Linked DNA regions of Homo sapiens: region 2 is linked to region 1. Evidence: read pairs that join two places in POLR2A ChIA-PET (ENCODE). Cell type or tissue: Panc1. All regions are shown on one strand. Each heading gives the region's core, and the rest is flanking DNA. Links, peaks and the distances in the headings are about the cores only.

Region 1 (9,127 bases), core at 523-8,522:
TAAGGCTTCCCTGGACACACAGCAGGGAGATGGGCAATGAGGGTGGGGGTTGTGGCCCTGCCTGTCACGGTCCCCAGCAGTGCAGATGAATTAGACCATTGAGCCACAGAGCCTGGAGGGCAGATGGGTGTGCTGGTATAAGGAGCCCCGGGCTCTGTGTTACAGGTCATGTGTTCTCACCAGTGGCCTTGCAGGAGGGGAACAGCCCCTTCCCCAGGGCCTCGCTCTGCTCCCCCTGAAGGATGGGGCTGAGGGGACAGCAGGCTCTGGGGGCCTTTCAGACCACATTTGAGTCAAAATTTGACTTCCCCATACTCTGCCTGCTTCCACCTCACCCAACTCTCATCCAGGGGTGACCCTTGTTCTAGCACATGAGGCTGAGGCCAGAGAGGGCAGGGCCTTAGGACACAGCCCAGTCACTGTTCTAATTCTAGAGGCAAGCCCCTTCCATGTCCTGAGCTCTGTAATGCATCTTTTCTTTCATGAGCCTTGCGATCAGGCGATGTTTATTCAGTGGTTACCACATCCAGGCATGCTGCCAGGAGGAGGGGAGTCGTGGGTGAAGCTGATAGGATTCCTGCTGGACTCACAGAGCCTGGGTTAATGACACATTACCCATGTTTAGATAGGAGGTAATTCTGCTCCGGTTTCGACAAGTTGTAGGAAAGGAGGAAAACATGCTCATAGCAGGTGAGCAGCGTACACCTGTCATGGGAGTGAGGGGTCCTTCTGGGGGATGGAGAGACCAAGACGTGAACAGTGAGTGTGGCACGCAGAGTGTCCTCCACCAGAAACAGTGTGGGCTGTTCTCAGACCTGAGAGTGAGCCAAAGGAAGCTGGGACCTTGTCATTCAGGGGACTTGTGCACCGTGAAGATTTATTGGATGCTATGTTTAAGAAAATGGAAAATCCGGCCCGGCACGGTGGTTTGCACCTGTAATCCCAGCACTTTGGGAGGCGGAGGTGGGTGGATTATGAGGTCAGGAGTTCGAGACCAGCCTGGCCAACATGGTGAAACCCCGTCTCTACTAAAGACACAAAAAATCAGCCAGGTGTGGTGGTGGACGCCTGTAATCCCAGCTACTCGGGAGGCTGAGGCAGGAGAATCACTTGAACCCGGGAGGTGGAGGTTGCAGTGAGCCGAGATCGCGCCACAGCACTCCAGCCTAGGTGACAGAGTGAGACTCCATCTCAAAAAAAAAAAAAAAAAACCGGGGAATCTTTAGAAAGCACAGTGGAAACAGATGTCTGTTTTTACAAGCCCATCACTGCACAGAATGCAATATGGGAGGGTTTCACTAATGGTTAACCATAACCACACTCCAGCGTGAGCCCAGCCACTAGGCAATGTGCTGATAAGGATTCTAAGTGGTTTATGTGGACTCCTCATGACCTATGACACACATACGTTTACAGTGGAGTGGAACGAGGCAGGAGGGCTTCTCTTTGTCATAGTCTACCAGCTCTGCAGAGGTGTCAGCTACATCCGGATTGGCTCAGGGAGCGGCCGTCAGAAGACTTACACGTGTTTAATAACTGAGGTTGTGTGTGTGTGGCAGGGGGTGGGTAACTGTGATGAGTTTGGTGTGGCAGAGGGGGAGCCATAGCCTGTGAAGCTGGAAAGTGTATCAGGTTTGGTCATCAACAGGCTTGAACATGAAGTACAGGAACGTGCATCTTATTTTTGGAAGATGGAGCCCCGTTGGGGGAATTTGAGCAGTGGAGGGTCACAGCCAGGTAAGATGGTCAGAAGAGGCCTCGGAAGTGATGAGAGGGATGGACTGGAGTAGGGATGGGAGCCAGTAGGGGGCCAGGAGGGAGGTTGGTGCAGTGCACAGACAGGGCGTCCTCGGTCCCCAGCTGAGCTTAGACTGTGGGGATGGACCAGCGGACACGGGTGGAGCCGGGTGAGGAGGGATGTGGGCAGAGAGGTTTGGATTTGTTCACTGTGTGTGAAGCAGAAGAGTGTGAGGAGCTTTTCCACTCTCTGCCTTGGTTGATGGGAGGAACCAGTGGGGCTGCCGCAGGACAGACGACCCGCGTGGGAGAAGGAGGCTCGGGGAGATGTTTCTAAGACTTAACTTGCTCACAGAGGGAAGCACAAGCTTCCTTCGAGCCTGGGCTTTGTTTTCCCAAACAGGTCCCTTCACTGACTTTCTTTTTTGAGACGGAGTCTCGCTCTGTCGCCCAGGCTGGAGTGCAGTGGCGCGATCTCGGCTCACTGCAAGCTCCGCCTCCCGGGTTCACGCCATTCTCCTGCCTCAGCCTCCCGAGTAGCTGGGGCTACAGGCGCCCGCCACCACGCCCGGCTAATCTTTTGTATTTTTAGTAGAGACGGGGTTTCACCGTGCTAGCCAGGATGGTCTCGATCTCCTGACCTCGTGATCCACCCGCCTCGGCCTCCCAAAGTGCTGGGATTACAGGCGTGAGCCATCGCGCCCAGCCAACTTTCCTGTTAATGAGTAGCACTCTTTTTTTCTTTCTTTTCTTTCCCCCTTTTTTTTTTTTTTTAGACATGGTCTTGCTCTGTTTCCCAGGCTGGAGTGCAGTGGCGTGACCTCAGCTCACTACAACCTCCACCTCCTGGGTTCAGGTGATTGTCCTGCTTCAGCCTCCCAAGTAGCTGGATTACAGGCACGTGCAACCACGCCTGGCTAATTTTTGTATTTTTAGTAGAGACAGAGTTTCACCATGTTGGCCAGGCTATTCTCGAACTCCTGACCTTAAATCATCCTCTTGCCTTGGCCCCCCAAAGTGTTAGGATTACAGGCATGAGCCATCATGCTCGGCCTCTTTTTTCTTTTTCTTTTTTTTTTTTTTTGTTTTTGAGACAGAGTCTTGCTCTGTCACCCAGGCTGGAGTGCAGTGGCGTGATCTCAGCTCACTGCAGCCTCCACCTCCCAGGTGCCAGCGATTCTCCTGCCTCAATCTCCCAGTTAGCTGGGATTACAGATGCGCGCCACCATATCCAGCTAAATTTTGTATTTTTTAGTAAAGACAGAGTTTTACCATGTTGGCCAGGCTGGTCTTGAACTCCTGACCTCAGGTGATCCGCCCGCTTCAGCCTCCCAAAGTGTTGGGATTACGGGCATGAGCCACCATGCTCGGCCTCTTTTTTCTTTGCTTAAAAGATGAGGCCTGTTGCCCAGGCTGGAGTGCAGTGGCACTATCATAGCTCACTGCAGCCTTGACATCGTGGCTCAGGTGATCCTCCCACCTCAGGCTCCCGAGTGGCTGGGACTACAGACGTGCACCTCCACAGCCACTACTTATTTTTGTAGCGATGTCTATCAGCTGGTGAATAGAGAAAGTGTGGTATATCCTTACAACAAAATATTATTCAACCGTAGAAAGGAATGAAGTACTCATACATGCTACATGTGTGAACCTTGATAATATACTAGATAAAAGCAGTCAGGAAAAAAAGGTCACATATGACGTTATTTCATTTATAAGAAGTATCCAGCCTGGGTGTGGTGGCTCATTGCCTGTAATCCAGCACTTTGGGAGGCCAAGGCAGGTGGATTGCCTGAGTTTAGGAGTTTGAGACCAGCCTGGGCAACATGGTGAAATACCATCTCTACCAAAAATACAAAAAATTCACCCGGCATGGTGGCATGTGCCTGTGATCCCAGCTACTTGGGAGGCTCAGGTGGCAGGATCGCTTGAGCCTGGGAGGCAGAGGTTACAGTGAGCCGAGATCACACCACTGCACTCCAACCTGGGTGACAGAGTGAGTCCCTGTCTCAAAAAAAAAAAAAAAAGGTATTCAAAGAAGGCCAATCGATAGAGGCAGAAAGTAGGTTAATTGTTGCATGGGATTAGGTGGGAGTGATTGCTTGATGTAAACTCGGTTTCCTTCTCGGTATGATAAAAATGTTTCGGAATGAGATAGAGGTGATGCTTACACCATATTGTGAATTTACTAAATGCCACAAAATAGAGTTGTATCTCAATAAAAATATATTTGTTGGGCCGGGTGCGGTGGCTCACGCCTATAATCCCAGCACTTTGGGAGGCAGGCAGATCAAGAGGTCAGGAGTTCAAGACCAGCCTGGCAAAACCCTGTCTCTACTAAAAATATAAAACTTAGCCAGGCGTGGTGGCATGTGTCTGTAATCCCAGCTACTCGGGAGGCTGAGGTAGAATGGAGCGAGACTCCGTCTCAAAAAAATATATATATATATGTAAATATATATATGTTGGGCATAGTGGTGCACACATGTAGTCCCAGCTACTTGGGAGGCTGAGGCAGGAGAACCACTTGAACCTGGGAAGCGGAGGTTGCAGTGAGCCGAGACTGCACCATTGCACTCCTGCCTGGGCAAAAAGAGTGAAACTCCATCTCGAAAAAAAAAAAAACCACACACACACACGTAGATAAAATCAAATATTCTGTATTCCATAAATATGTACAATTATTATTTTTCAATTAAAAACTCTTAAGCTGGGCACAGTGGCTCATGCCTGTAATCCCAACACTTTGGGAGGCGGAGATGGGAGGCTCTTGAGCCCACAAGTTTGAGGCCAGTTTGGGCAACATCGTGAGATCCCATTGCTACAAAAAAATTTAAAATATATTTTTAAAAAACTCTAATACAGTAGTCCCCCTTTATCTGTAATTTTCTTTCTGTGTTTTCAGTTACCTGGTGGTCAACCATGGTCCAAAAATATTAAATAGAAAAGTTAAGGAATCATAAGTTTTTTTTTTTTTTTTTTATTGATCATTCTTGGGTGTTTCTCGCAGAGGGGGATTTGGCAGGGTCATAGGACAACGGTGGAGGGAAGGTCAGCAGATAAACAAGTGAACAAAGGTCTCTGGTTTTCCTAGGCAGAGGACCCTGCAGCCTTCCGCAGTGTTTGTGTCACTGGGTACTTGAGATTAGGGAGTGGTGATGACTCTTAACGAGCATGCTGCCTTCAAGCATCTGTTCAACAAAGCACATCTTGCACCGCCCTTAATCCATTTAACCCTGAGTGGACACAGCACATGTTTCAGAGAGCACAGGGTTGGGGGTAAGGTCACAGATCAACAGGATCCCAAGGCAGAAGAATTTTTCTTAGTACAGAACAAAATGAAAAGTCTCCCATGTCTACCTCTTTCTACACAGACACCGCAACCATCCGATTTCTCAATCTTTTCCCCACCTTTCCCCCCTTTCTATTCCACAAAACCGCCATTGTCATCATGGCCCGTTCTCAATGAGCTGTTGGGTACACCTCCCAGACGGGGTGGCGGCCGGGCAGAGGGGCTCCTCACTTCCCAGTAGGGGCGGCCGGGCAGAGGCGCCCCTCACCTCCCGGATGGGGCGGCTGGCCTGGCGGGGGGCTGACCCCCCCACCTCCCTCCCGGACGGGGCGGCTGGCCGGGCGAGGGGGGAATCATAAGTTTTTAACAAATCAAAATATTTCTAAAAACCTAGAGTAGGCAGGAAAGGGGAAACAACACACAGCAGAGGAGACAAACAAAAAGGCACACCTGAACACAGTCATGCACCGCATAACGATGTTTCGCTCCACTACACATTTCATATGTGATGGTATAGCCTATGTATGTAGTAGGTTATACCACGTAGGTTTGTGTAAGTAGACTCTATGATGTTCACACGACGGTGAATTTTTTTTTTTCTTTTTTTTGAGATGGAGTCTCATTCTGTCTCCCAGGCTGGAGTGAAATGGCACGATTTTGGCTCACTGCAACCTCCGCCTCCCAGGTTCAAGCGATTCTCCTGCCTCAGCTTCCCAAGTAGCTGGGATTACAGGCATGCACCACGATGCCCGGCTAATTTTTGTATTTTTAGTAGAGACAGGGTTTCACCATGTTGAGCAGGCTGGTCTCGAATTCCCGACCTCTGGTGATCCACCCATCTTGGCCTCCCAAAGTTCTGGGATTACAGGCGTGAGCCACCACGCCTGGCCAAAATTTTTTAATGATGGCTTTCTCAGAACATATCCCTGTCATTAAGTGACATACGGTTGTAATGTCATCAGTGATTACATTAAATATAAGTGATCAAAAAGAGATTACAAGATTGGAATTTTTTTTTTTTGAGACAGAGTCTTGCTCTGTTGCCCAGGCTGTAGTGCAGTGGTGTGATCTCGGTTCACTGCAACCACTGCCTCCTGGGTTCAAGCAGTTCTCTGCCTCAGCCTCCCTAGTAGCTGGGATTACAGGTGCCTGCCACCACACCTGGCCAGTTTTTGTATTTTTAGTAGAGATGGGGTTTCACCATCTTGGCCAGGCTAGTCTTGAACTCCTGACCTTGTGATCCACCCGCCTTGGCCTCCCAAAGTGCTGGGATTACAGGCATGAACCCCCGTGCCTGGCCTGTTGTTTATATTTTATCACATTAAAAAAGCAGAAGGATGAAAAATGTATTATGCAAACACTAATCAACAGATAATTTCACCGGCTTGTTAGTTGTTTTGTTTTTTTGAGACAGGGTCTCGTCCAGGCTGAAGTGCTGTGGTGCGATCTCGGCTCATTGCAGCCTCGACCTCCTGTACCCAAGTGATCCTCCCACCTCAGCCTCTCAAGTAGCTGGGACTACAGGTGTGTGCCACCACGCCGGACTGGTTTTATTTTTTGTAGAGATGGGGCCTCACAATGCTGATCTGACTGACTCGAACTCCTGAGCTCAAGCTATCCTCCCCACTTGCCCTCCCAAAGTATTGGGATTACAGGTGTGAGCCACTGCACCTGGTTATGCTTCTTTTTTATTTTTTTTCTTTCTTTTTTTTTTTTTTTCGAGACGGAATCTCACTCTGTCGCCCAGGCTGGAGTGCAGTGGTGCGATCTCAGCTCACTGCAAGCTCTGCCTCCCGGGCTCATGCCATTCTCCTGCCTCAGCCTCCTGAGTAGCTGGGACTATAGGCACTCGCCACCACGCCCGGCTAATTTTTTTGTATTTTTAGTAGAGACGGGGTTTCACCGTGTTAGCCAGGATGGTCTCGATCTCCTGACCTCATGATCCGCCCGCATCAGCCTCCCAAAGTGCTGAGATTATAGGCGTGAGCCACCGCGCCCGGCCTATTTATGCTTCTTAATTTTCCCATGTCATAAGTTCGATGTATAATATTTACATTATCATTCAGTTTAAAACATTCACTGTTTTTTTTTTTAGAGACAAGGTCTCGCTCTGTCACACAGGCTGGAGTGCAGTGGCACAGTCATAGCTCACTGCAGCCTCAGCAGCCTTAACTTCTTGTGTTCAAGGAATCCTCCCCACTCAGCCTCCTGAGTACCACACCCGGCCTTTACGTCTGTTTTTGTTTTTTGTTTTTTTGTTATTAACTCATTGATTGTTGAGAAGTCTGTTGCTTTATTTCCAAAATGGGACGATATTAGTCATCTTTGAGTCAGGTGAGTCCCACAAGTTCCCAGCGTCTCCTCATGGTCTGTGTTAGGGGTCCAGGCTGACTGGGGTTCACTGGTGTCCACTGGGGGCAGCTCCCGTGCCTTCAGCAGTCCTGAGTCTCCTTCTGCTGAGTGTGGGGTCTGCGTACCCCCCGGGCTAGTGGATGGCCAGAGTGGCGTAGATGCTGGGCTCAGCTGGAGGTTCCCCTTCCTGGGATGGAGGAGGCTCAGTTGCCTTCCGTCTAAGGGTCAAGCTGTGCAGCTGGGCGTAGGTCACATCCTGGGAGGCTTCAGATGCAGCAGCCTGCAGCGGGGGAGAGTGAGAGGTAAGGAACGTGGTGGGGGTGGGGGAGGCCTGGGGGCCTGGAGAGGAAAGGACTCACCTCAGTGTCCATCTGCCTGTCCTCTTCCACCTGTCTGTCCTTTGTGTCCAGGAATTCCCCAGACAGTGAGGAGGGAGGAGAGGCCATTTCTCTCCTAGGACTGGAGTGTTTCACCGGGGCATACGTCACTGCCTGGGGGTCTTCATCGTGTGGGCTCTGCTGGAGAGAGACAGTGGTGGGGGGTGTCCTTGAGTCCCCCTGACCTCCTGGAGTCAATTTTCCTCACTGTTCCCGGGGTGATCCGATTACATCCCTTTCCTGATGGAATCTCAGGGACGCCCTAAGGCCGTGGAGGGTCTGGCCGCTCCCTCCCTGTGGTTCTGGCCTCTGCTCCTCACTCTGACCTTGCCCATTTGGCTGCAGCCTCACAGGCCTTCCTGCAAGAGCTCGCTGCTGCCTGGGGGCCTTTGCACGGCTGTTTCCTCTGCCTGCAGGGGCTCGTCCATCAGAGGATCATGTGCCCCACTCTGTCCAGGCTTCTCAGATGACAGCTGAGCAGACAGCCCTCCCCTTCCATTCAGACTGGCCCCACTGCCCCACACTCTCTGCCCTTTCCCTGGTGTATGTTCCTTACAGCACGTTGCACTCCTGGACACGATGCATTTATTTGCATTTTGTCTCCCACCGTGAGGTGAGCTCAGGAGGCGGGGGCGGCTTTGCTCCCTGCTGTGTCTGCAGCTCCCATGGGGAGCCCCATCCACAGTGAGCTCCCTGGGAACACTCGCTGGATGAATGAATGAAGAGGAGCCCAGGGGACGGAGGTGGTTCATTTATTCGTCATCCTCCTGAGGCCTGGGGAGAGCTCTAACAACCAGACGGCCAAACAGAGGATGAGGAGCAGGAAGGGGACCCGGGAGGAGGCCCACGAGGTCCCAGGACAGCAGAAGAGAGTGAGGTCACAGCAGGCGGGAGGCAGCATGCTGGACAAGGAGGGGTCCACCGTGACGATGCTGAGAGCCGGGGGAAGGAGGACAGAGAAGTCCTGCAGGATTAGATCTGGCACCAGGAGGCCTTTGGTGCCTGGGACGGGGCGGGATCTCACCTGACTGTCCAGCTCCACCCTGTCCTCAGACTGTGTGTCCTTCACAGCAGCATCTGCTGGGGCAGAGCAAGGGGTTCGTCTCCTGGTTCTCTGAGACCTCTCAGTCCTGCTGGCCCCCTGCCCTGCTCCCAGATGGGGCCACCGAATGCAGGGAGGTCCCACAGTGTGGGGCAAGACCATCTTCCACGGAGCCCCAGACCCTTCCCAGCCCCTCCCTGTTGCTACTGAAATTTTGGGACTCCTGTCTCTCCAGCACCCCCATTTGTCCCCTCTCTTCCTCTTACAGAGGTTTTCTTCCTGGACGTCAGCAGCTGGGCTGGACCTGGAGGAGGACATGGGAGTGTG
Region 2 (9,127 bases), core at 827-8,826, 340 kb before region 1:
AGGCGCGGAGACACCGGCTCTGGCTGGGCCGCCCGCCTCCACAGCCGCCGCCCAGGGTTCTCCCGCCACTGCCGCCCGCACCCCCGCCCCCGCGGGGTTAAGATCACACACGCGCCCACGCCGGCCCGCGGGGCGTGCACTTTCGCTGGGTTCCGTCCGCCGCAGCCCAAACAGTTAACTGAACGGGGAGGGGAGGGGGCGGGGCTTACCCGGGGTCACCGCCAGGGCCCTGCTGGGTTCCACGCCACGTTCCTGTCTCCGCAGGGCGTTCGATCCCTAGAGGGAGGAGCCTGTCCAAACGGACGCTAACGGCCTACCTCCCCCTCAGGTGCTCTTACAGCCTGTTCCAAGTGTGGCTTAATCCGTCTCCACCACCAGATCTTTCTCCGTGGATTCCTCTGCTAAGACCGCTGGTGAGTAGGCAGCGGGCCTGGACTCCGGGGTCCGAGGGAGGAGGGGCTGGGGGCCTGGACTCCGGGGTCCGAGGGAGGAGGGGCTGGGGGCCTGGGCTCCTCGGTCCGAGGGAGGAGGGGCTGGGGGCCTGGGGGCCTGGGCTCCTGGGTCCGAGGGAGGAGGGGCTGGGGGCCTGGGCTCCTGGGTCCGAGGGAGGAGGGGCTGGGGGTCTGGACTCCGGGGTCCGAGGGAGGAGGGGCTGGGGTCTGGACTCCTGGGTCCGAGGAAGGAGGGGCTGGGGTCTGGACTCCTGGGTCCGAGGAAGGAGGGGCTGGGGGCCTGGGCTCCTGGGTCCGAGGGAGGAGGGGCTGGGGTCTGGACTCCTGGGTCCGAGGGAGGAGGGGCTGGGGTCTGGACTCCTGGGTCCGAGGGAGGAGGGGCTGGGGGCCTGGACTCCGGGGTCCGAGGGAGGAGGGGCTGGGGGCCTGGACTCCGGGGTCCGAGGGAGGAGGGGCTGGGGTCTGGACTCCTGGGTCCGAGGGAGGAGGGGCTGGGGGCCTGGGCTCCTGGGTCTGAGGGAGGAGGGGCTGGGGGCCTGGGCTCCTGGGTCTGAGGGAGGAGGGGCTGGGGTCTGGACTCGTGGGTCTGAAGGAGGAAGGATTAGGTCCTGGGCTCCTAGATCCTGGGAGAAGGACCAGGAAGCTTGGGCTCCAAGGAATAGGGTCCCAGACACTGAGGTATCTGAGGAAGAAGCGAGTCCAGGCCCTGGCTCCTTTGTCTCAGGGAGCTGCTGTCCTGCGACTGCCACGAAGAGGTTAAGGCCTGTGCTACTGCCCTGCAAAGTGCCTGAAGCTGAAAGGAGGAAGTTACTTTCCTGTGGCTAGGAGAGGCCTTGGGTTTAGTCCTGTGGCTGCGTTGAGACAGTTTACAGCCTAAGGAAAGAACTGGGCACCTGGTTTCTAAGAGGACGGGCACTTGATTCCTGGGGGCCATTAGGACAAGGAGGTGGAAGCTGTAGGTTTTGCAAGGACTAAAGAAGCAAATTGGTTTTCTGGAGTCTGGGGCATCTGGGATCCTTCAGGCTAAGGGTCCAGGGCCAGAGGTCTGACCCCTTATAACAGGACGGTGATGGCCAGGCGCAGTGGCTCATGCCTGTAATCCCAGCACTTTGGGAGGCCAAGGCGGGCGGATCACTTGAGGTCAGGAGTTTGAGACCAGCCTGGCCAACATGGCGAAACCCCATCTCTACTGAAAATACAAAAATTAGCCGAGCATGGTGGCACACACCTGTAATCCCAGCTACTCAGGAGGCTGAGGCAGGAGAATCGCTTGAATCCGGGAGGCGGAGGTTGCCGTGAGTCAAGATCGCACCATTGCACTGCAGCCTGGGTGACAGAGCGACTCCATGTAAAAAAAACAACAACCAAAAAACAGGATTGTGAGGCCTAGAGAGAGTTCAGTGGAAGGGCCTGGGGTTCCTACTGGACAGTTGGAAATCTGGGGAGCTGAGTTTCCCAGAAGCTGGGGGACCAGCTGGCTGGGTTTTGGGGAGAGAAGGTGGAGGTAGATGGACTCAGTATGCAGGAGTGTGGAGGGGGAGGCTCAAACTAGCTTTTTTGGGTTGCAGTACTCCAGTCCTAAATCTCAGGTGGGAGTTAGACTGAGAGTGAAGGTTGCTAATCTCCAAGGTGGGGGGTAGGGAGAGGAGGAGGCCGCTAAGAGTTTAGGCTCCTTGTCAGAAGGGAGGGGAGATCTCTTGGTTTTCCACGGCTGGGATCTCTATGAGAAGATATCCTTTATCGGGAGGTCGGAGCTCTTATTAGATGTGGGTCCCTGAGAGTGGAAGCCTGGGGAGGTTGGGCCGTTTAGAGGCTGCAAATGTCTAGGTCACTGTTCGATGGAAGAAGGAAGTTTGCTCACAGGGTCTGGGGTGCAGAGCTCTGAATACTGAAAGAAAAGGAAGTTGAGAGATGGGGTTTTCAGAGCCTGTGGAAGACAAGCGTTTTGTTCTGACACTTGGGTTGTGGCAGGAGGCAGAAGGAGGATGCTTTATTTTTTATTTATTTTATTTATTTTTATTATTTTATTTTATTTTTTGAGATGGAGTTTCACTCATGTCACCCGGGCTGGAGTGCAGTGGCGCAATCTCGGCTCACTGCAACCTCCACCTCTAGGGTTCAAGCGATTCTCCTGCCTCAGCCTCCCAAGTAGCTGCGATTACAAGCGCCCACCACCACACCCAGCTGATTTTTGTATTTTTAGTAGAGACGGGGTTTCACCATGTTGGTCAGGCTGGTCTTGAACTTCTGACCTCAAGTGATCTGCCAGCCTCGGCTTCCGAAAGTGCTGGGATTACAGGCATGAGCCACTGCGCCCAGATTATTTTATTTTTTTTGAGGCGGAGTGTGGCTCTGTGGCTCAGGCTGGAGTGCAGGGGTTCTATCTTGGCTCACTGCAACCTCTGCCTCCTGGGTTCAAGTGATTCTCCTGCCTCAGTCTCCCGAGTAGCTGGGATTGCAGGTGCATGCCACCACGCCCAGATAATTTTTGTATTATTAGTAGAGACCGAGTGTCGCCACGTTGGCCAGGCTGGTCTCCAACTCCTGACCTCAAGTGATCCACCCACCTTGGCCTCCGAAGTGCTGGGATTACAAGTGTGAGCCACCACACCCGGCCTATTTGTAATTAAAAAAAATTTTTTTTTTTTGAGTCAGGGTCTCACTCTGTCTCCCAGGCTGGAGTGCACTGGTGCATCACAGCTCACTGCAGCCCTGACCCCACAGGCTCAAGCAATCCTCCCACCTCAGCATCCCGAGTAGCTGGGACCACACGCACACACCACCACACCCAGCTAATTAAAAAATTTTTTTTTGGTAAATGAGGTCTCCCTAAGGTTGCCCAGGCTGGTCTCCAACTCCTGGGCTCAAGCAATCCTCCTGCCTCAGCCTCTTGGAGTGCTGGGATTACAGGCATCAGCCACACCTGTGCCTGGCCAGAGGGGTGGTGCTATAGAGTACAGAGTGCTAAATGGCTGAGCTACTGAGTCCCTTGGGGAGGGAGGGAAAGAGGGAAGCACGGTATCTGGAGTGGGAAGCAAACAGTGTAGTTGTACAGTAGTTAGGTCTTGAAAGAGAGAAGAATCTCTTGAGAAGGAGGAAAATAGGGGCCTAGACTCCTGGATTCTGATACGAGTAGGGGAGGAGTGAGCCTTGAACCGGAGGGGACAGGCTCATCCCTGTATGCCCAGGACTGTCCCCATTTGAAAACCCAAGGCTGGGCCCGGTGGCTCACGCCTATAATCCCAGCACTTTGGGAGGCCAAGGCCAGCGGATCATGAGGTCAGGAGATCGAGACCATCCTGGCTAACACAGTGAAACCCCGTCTCTACTAAAAATACAAAAAAATTAGCCGGGCGTGGTGGCACATGCCTGTAATCTCAGCTACTCGGGAGGCTGAGGCAGGAGAATCACTTGAACCTGAGTAGCAGAGGTTGTAGTGAGCTGAGATTGTGCCAATGCACTCCAGCCTGGGCCACAGAGCAAGACTCTGTCTCAAAAAAAAAAAAAGAAAAGAAAACCGAAAGCCCCACATCTTGGGAACTCCCTAATTAGAGCTCATATTAATTTGTCCCTGGGGTAGGCAATGGCTAAGGGACCTGGATTCTTATGTTTGTGACTGTATAAGGACACTGTCTTTCCCCTTTTTGCAGCCATGCCAGTGACGGTAACCCGCACCACCATCACAACCACCACGACGTCATCTTCGGGCCTGGGGTCCCCCATGATCGTGGGGTCCCCTCGGGCCCTGACACAGCCCCTGGGTCTCCTTCGCCTGCTGCAGCTGGTGTCTACCTGCGTGGCCTTCTCGCTGGTGGCTAGCGTGGGCGCCTGGACGGGGTCCATGGGCAACTGGTCCATGTTCACCTGGTGCTTCTGCTTCTCCGTGACCCTGATCATCCTCATCGTGGAGCTGTGCGGGCTCCAGGCCCGCTTCCCCCTGTCTTGGCGCAACTTCCCCATCACCTTCGCCTGCTATGCGGCCCTCTTCTGCCTCTCGGCCTCCATCATCTACCCCACCACCTATGTCCAGTTCCTGTCCCACGGCCGTTCGCGGGACCACGCCATCGCCGCCACCTTCTTCTCCTGCATCGCGTGTGTGGCTTACGCCACCGAAGTGGCCTGGACCCGGGCCCGGCCCGGCGAGATCACTGGCTATATGGCCACCGTACCCGGGCTGCTGAAGGTGCTGGAGACCTTCGTTGCCTGCATCATCTTCGCGTTCATCAGCGACCCCAACCTGTACCAGCACCAGCCGGCCCTGGAGTGGTGCGTGGCGGTGTACGCCATCTGCTTCATCCTAGCGGCCATCGCCATCCTGCTGAACCTGGGGGAGTGCACCAACGTGCTACCCATCCCCTTCCCCAGCTTCCTGTCGGGGCTGGCCTTGCTGTCTGTCCTCCTCTATGCCACCGCCCTTGTTCTCTGGCCCCTCTACCAGTTCGATGAGAAGTATGGCGGCCAGCCTCGGCGCTCGAGAGATGTAAGCTGCAGCCGCAGCCATGCCTACTACGTGTGTGCCTGGGACCGCCGACTGGCTGTGGCCATCCTGACGGCCATCAACCTACTGGCGTATGTGGCTGACCTGGTGCACTCTGCCCACCTGGTTTTTGTCAAGGTCTAAGACTCTCCCAAGAGGCTCCCGTTCCCTCTCCAACCTCTTTGTTCTTCTTGCCCGAGTTTTCTTTATGGAGTACTTCTTTCCTCCGCCTTTCCTCTGTTTTCCTCTTCCTGTCTCCCCTCCCTCCCACCTTTTTCTTTCCTTCCCAATTCCTTGCACTCTAACCAGTTCTTGGATGCATCTTCTTCCTTCCCTTTCCTCTTGCTGTTTCCTTCCTGTGTTGTTTTGTTGCCCACATCCTGTTTTCACCCCTGAGCTGTTTCTCTTTTTCTTTTCTTTTTTTTTTTTTTTTTTTTTTAAGACGGATTCTCACTCTGTGGCCCAGGCTGGAGTGCAGTGGTGCGATCTCGACTCACTGCAACCCCCGCCTCCTGGGTTCAAGCGATTCTCCTGCCCCAGCCTCCCAAGTAGCTGGGAGGACAGGTGTGAGCTGCCGCACCCAGCCTGTTTCTCTTTTTCCACTCTTCTTTTTTCTCATCTCTTTTCTGGGTTGCCTGTCGGCTTTCTTATCTGCCTGTTTTGCAAGCACCTTCTCCTGTGTCCTTGGGAGCCCTGAGACTTCTTTCTCTCCTTGCCTCCACCCACCTCCAAAGGTGCTGAGCTCACATCCACACCCCTTGCAGCCGTCCATGCCACAGCCCCCCAAGGGGCCCCATTGCCAAAGCATGCCTGCCCACCCTCGCTGTGCCTTAGTCAGTGTGTACGTGTGTGTGTGTGTGTGTGTGTGTGTGTGTGTTTGGGGGGTGGGGGGTGGGTAGCTGGGGATTGGGCCCTCTTTCTCCCAGTGGAGGAAGGTGTGCAGTGTACTTCCCCTTTAAATTAAAAAACATATATATATATATATTTGGAGGTCAGTAATTTCCAATGGGCGGGAGGCTTTAAGCACCGACCCTGGGTCCCTAGGCCCCGCCTGGCACTCAGCCTTGCCAGAGATTGGCTCCAGAATTTTTGCCAGGCTTACAGAACACCCACTGCCTAGAGGCCATCTTAAAGGAAGCAGGGGCTGGATGCCTTTCATCCCAACTATTCTCTGTGGTATCAAAAAGAAAAAAAAAAAAAAAGAAGGAGTCGGGGCCGGGCGTGGTGGCTCACGCCTGTAATCCCAGCACTTTGGGAGACCAAGTCAGGCAATCATCTGAAGTCAGGAGTTCAAGACCAGCCTGGCCAACATGGTGAAAGCATGTCTCTATTAAAAATACAAAAATTAGCCGGGCGTGGTGGCGGGCGCCTGTAATCCCAGGTATTTGGGGGGACTGAGACAGGAGAATCCCTTCAACCCGGGAGGTGGAGGTTGCAGTAAGTCAAGATGGCACCACTGTGCTCCAGCCTGGGGGACAGAGCGAGACTCCATCTCAAAAAAAAAAAGGAATCGGACGAAGAACCACAGGATGTTGAAGACAACTGTCTGAAGTATTTGTGAGGGACAGCGATGTGGCCCTCTGTGTTAAGAATAACGTGTCCTGCTTTGGCAGAGAGAAGAAAATAGCCACTGCCCGCTTTCAAGGCAAGATCGACCTTTTCTGTTTTGTTTTGTTTTTCTTTCTTTTTCCTGGCCATGAGGACAAAAATTACTGAGTGGCCCTTAAAGAGGGAAGTTTGTTTTCAGCTGTTCTCTTTTGCCCGTAGGTGGGAGGGTGGGGATTGCTGCGTCCTAGCTAGAGGAATGGCTTTGCTTGAATGTGTAGTGCACACGCACGGGTGTTTCTGTGTGCTAGTTGCTTCTTGCTGCTGCTTCCTGCTTGTCTGGGACTCACATACATAACGTGATATATATATATATATATATAAATGTATAAATATATATTTTATTTTTTTTTAAATCCCTGGAGCTTCTGGTTCCTATCAGTTCCTGTTGTTAATCGTAGAACCGTTGTCCCTTCCCCCATTCCCGTATCCATCATGTTCTTTTTCTTTTAAATATCAATATAAAGGTAAAAGAAGGACTTGTGCTTTCTTAATGAGGAGGGCGGCCGAGCACGGCGGGCGGATCACTTGAGGTCAGGAGTTTGAGACCAGCCTGGCCAACATGGTGAAACCCCGTCTCTACAAAAAAATAAAAAAGAAAAGCGGGGGAGGACTCTCGGAGAGGGGCAAGGGCCAGATTCTTGGGTCTAGTGGGAGAATAGGGTTGGTGCCAAGACAACCTTGGCCTCATCAGAAGATACTAGCTGGATCTAGGTCTTCTAAATGACTTCCTCAAACCAGGAGGGCTGGGTGGGATAGAAATGAACTAGACTTCTCCCTCCTTGGAGTCTGTCCCCTGAGCACCTCACAAATACAACGTCCTAATTTGAGTGAAGGAGCTTTCCTCCCCAGTCACCTCGTCCTCCCAGGTCCCCCCATTTCAGTAATAGCCTCTCAGAGCTGAGAACCCAAGCACATGGTGGTACCTTCCCCCCGTCTACTCAAGTCAGTCCCTCATCAAACACTGTCTATTCTTCCCCCTAAATACCATTTCTACCGCCCTCTTCTCCAGGTTCCTGGTCCAGCTCAAGTTCCATTTTGTTTCACCTGAGCTATTGCCCCAGCCTCCTTCTCCTCCATCCCACCCTGGCTCCAGAGGGATTCTTTCATCATGCAGATCTGATCCTGCCCTTCCCTGCTGAAGTCCTTCCGTAGCCCATTGCCTATAGGCACTATCAAAGCCCCTGGGTCTGGCCTTCATGATCTGATCCCGCCTCCATTCCCACTATCAGCTCCCTCCTTACCCTCCAATCTAAGCCTCTGAATATACCTGGTCAACAGAAGACCTTCATAAAGATCAAATGAGCTACTGCAACCAATCTCTGTCCCACAGAAGGCCATCTTGTCCATTTCTGTAGGCTCCAACCCTATGGGGCTTAGCAGGTGTTCTCCCCATGTGCAGAGATGAGAGATTGTAATAAATAAAGGCACAAGACAAAAATAAAGAGAAAGCAGCTGGGCCCAGGGGACCACTATCATCAAGACGCAGAGACCGGTAGTGGCCCATAACGGCTGGGCTCGCTGATATTTATTGCATACAAGACAAGGGGGCAGAGTAAAGAGGGTGAATCTTCGAAGTGATTGACAAGGTGAAGCAAGTCACGTGATCACGGGACAGGGTGCCCTTCCCTCTTAGGTAGCCGAAGCAGAGACAGAAGGCAGCATACGTCAGTGTTTTCTTCTATGCACTTCTAAGATCAAAGACTTTAAGACTTTCACTATTTCTTCTACCGCTATCTACTATGAACTTCAAAGAGGAACCAGGAGTATGGGAGGAGAATGAAAGTGAAGGAGGAGTGTAAGCATTGAAGCACAGCACCACAGGGAGGGGTTTAGGCCTCGGGATGACTGCGGGCAGGCCTGGATAATATCCAGCCTTCCACAAGAAGCTGGTGGAGCAGAGTGTTCCCTGACTCCTCCAAGGAAAGGAGACTCCCTTTCGTGGTCTGCTAAGTAACGGGTGCCTTCCCAGACACTGGCGTTACCACTTGACCAAGGACCCCTCAAGCGGCCCTGATGTGCGCGTGACAGAGGGCTCACCTCTTGCCTTCTAGGTCACTTCTCACCATGTCCCTTCAGCACCTGACCCTATACCTGCCGGTTATTCCTAGCTTACATTAGTAATGCAGCAAAGAGTAATATTAAAAGCTAATGATTAATAATGTTTATAATAATGATTGATAATTGTCCATGATCATCTCTACATCTAATTTGTATTATGACTATTCTTATTCTAACTATTTTGTTTATTATACTGAAACAGTTTGTGCCTTCAGTCTCTTGCCTGGGCACCTAGGTAATCCTCCGCCTACATATTTCCCGGACCTCAGGAGAATCACAAATACACAAATAAATATAAGCCCTACAAAATTCCCAGATCAGGCCCGGCGGGTGGCTCACGTCTGTAATCCCAGCACTTTGGGAGGCTGAGGCGGGTGGATCACGAGGTTAGGAGATCGAGACCATCCTGGCCAACATGGTGAAACCCCGTCTTTACTAAAAATACAAAAATTAGCCGGGCGTGGTGGAGGGCACCTGTAGTTCCAGCTACTCATGAGGCTGAGGCAGGAGAATCGCTTGAACCTGGGAGGCG

The links. Peaks named below come from ENCODE experiments on the same cell type or tissue, not always from the same donor. Only the 100,000 strongest peaks of a DNase experiment are listed, where the experiment ranks them.
Region 2: POLR2A ChIA-PET joins it to region 1 with 14 read pairs; 4 of 35 experiments call an interaction of 5 or more read pairs at or near these places.

The regions. Positions count from the first base shown.
Region 1 is chr19:54,209,579-54,218,705 of GRCh38, forward strand. It overlaps LILRB3 (leukocyte immunoglobulin like receptor B3), which reads right to left. Exons shown (of 13, transcript NM_006864.4): 10 at 9,067-9,104; 11 at 8,783-8,835; 12 at 7,741-7,896; 13 at 6,700-7,661. The coding sequence ends at 7,515. Among named protein-coding and RNA genes, the nearest start is that of LILRB3, 8.9 kb to the right of the region's middle. RefSeq lists enhancers at 7,307-8,143, 8,144-8,979. In Panc1, for the core only: no CTCF peak of the experiment used is centred there; a DNase peak (open chromatin) is centred at 533; H3K27ac peaks cover 417 bases.
Region 2 is chr19:53,869,426-53,878,552 of GRCh38, forward strand. It overlaps MYADM (myeloid associated differentiation marker), which reads left to right. Exons shown (of 3, transcript NM_138373.5): 2 at 329-413; 3 at 4,103-7,010. The coding sequence starts at 4,105. The coding sequence ends at 5,073. Among named protein-coding and RNA genes, the nearest start is that of MYADM-AS1, 4.9 kb to the left of the region's middle. RefSeq lists enhancers at 1-261, 262-1,175 and a silencer at 14-73. In Panc1, for the core only: no CTCF peak of the experiment used is centred there; no DNase peak of the experiment used is centred there; H3K4me3 peaks cover 1,396 bases; H3K27ac peaks cover 2,428 bases.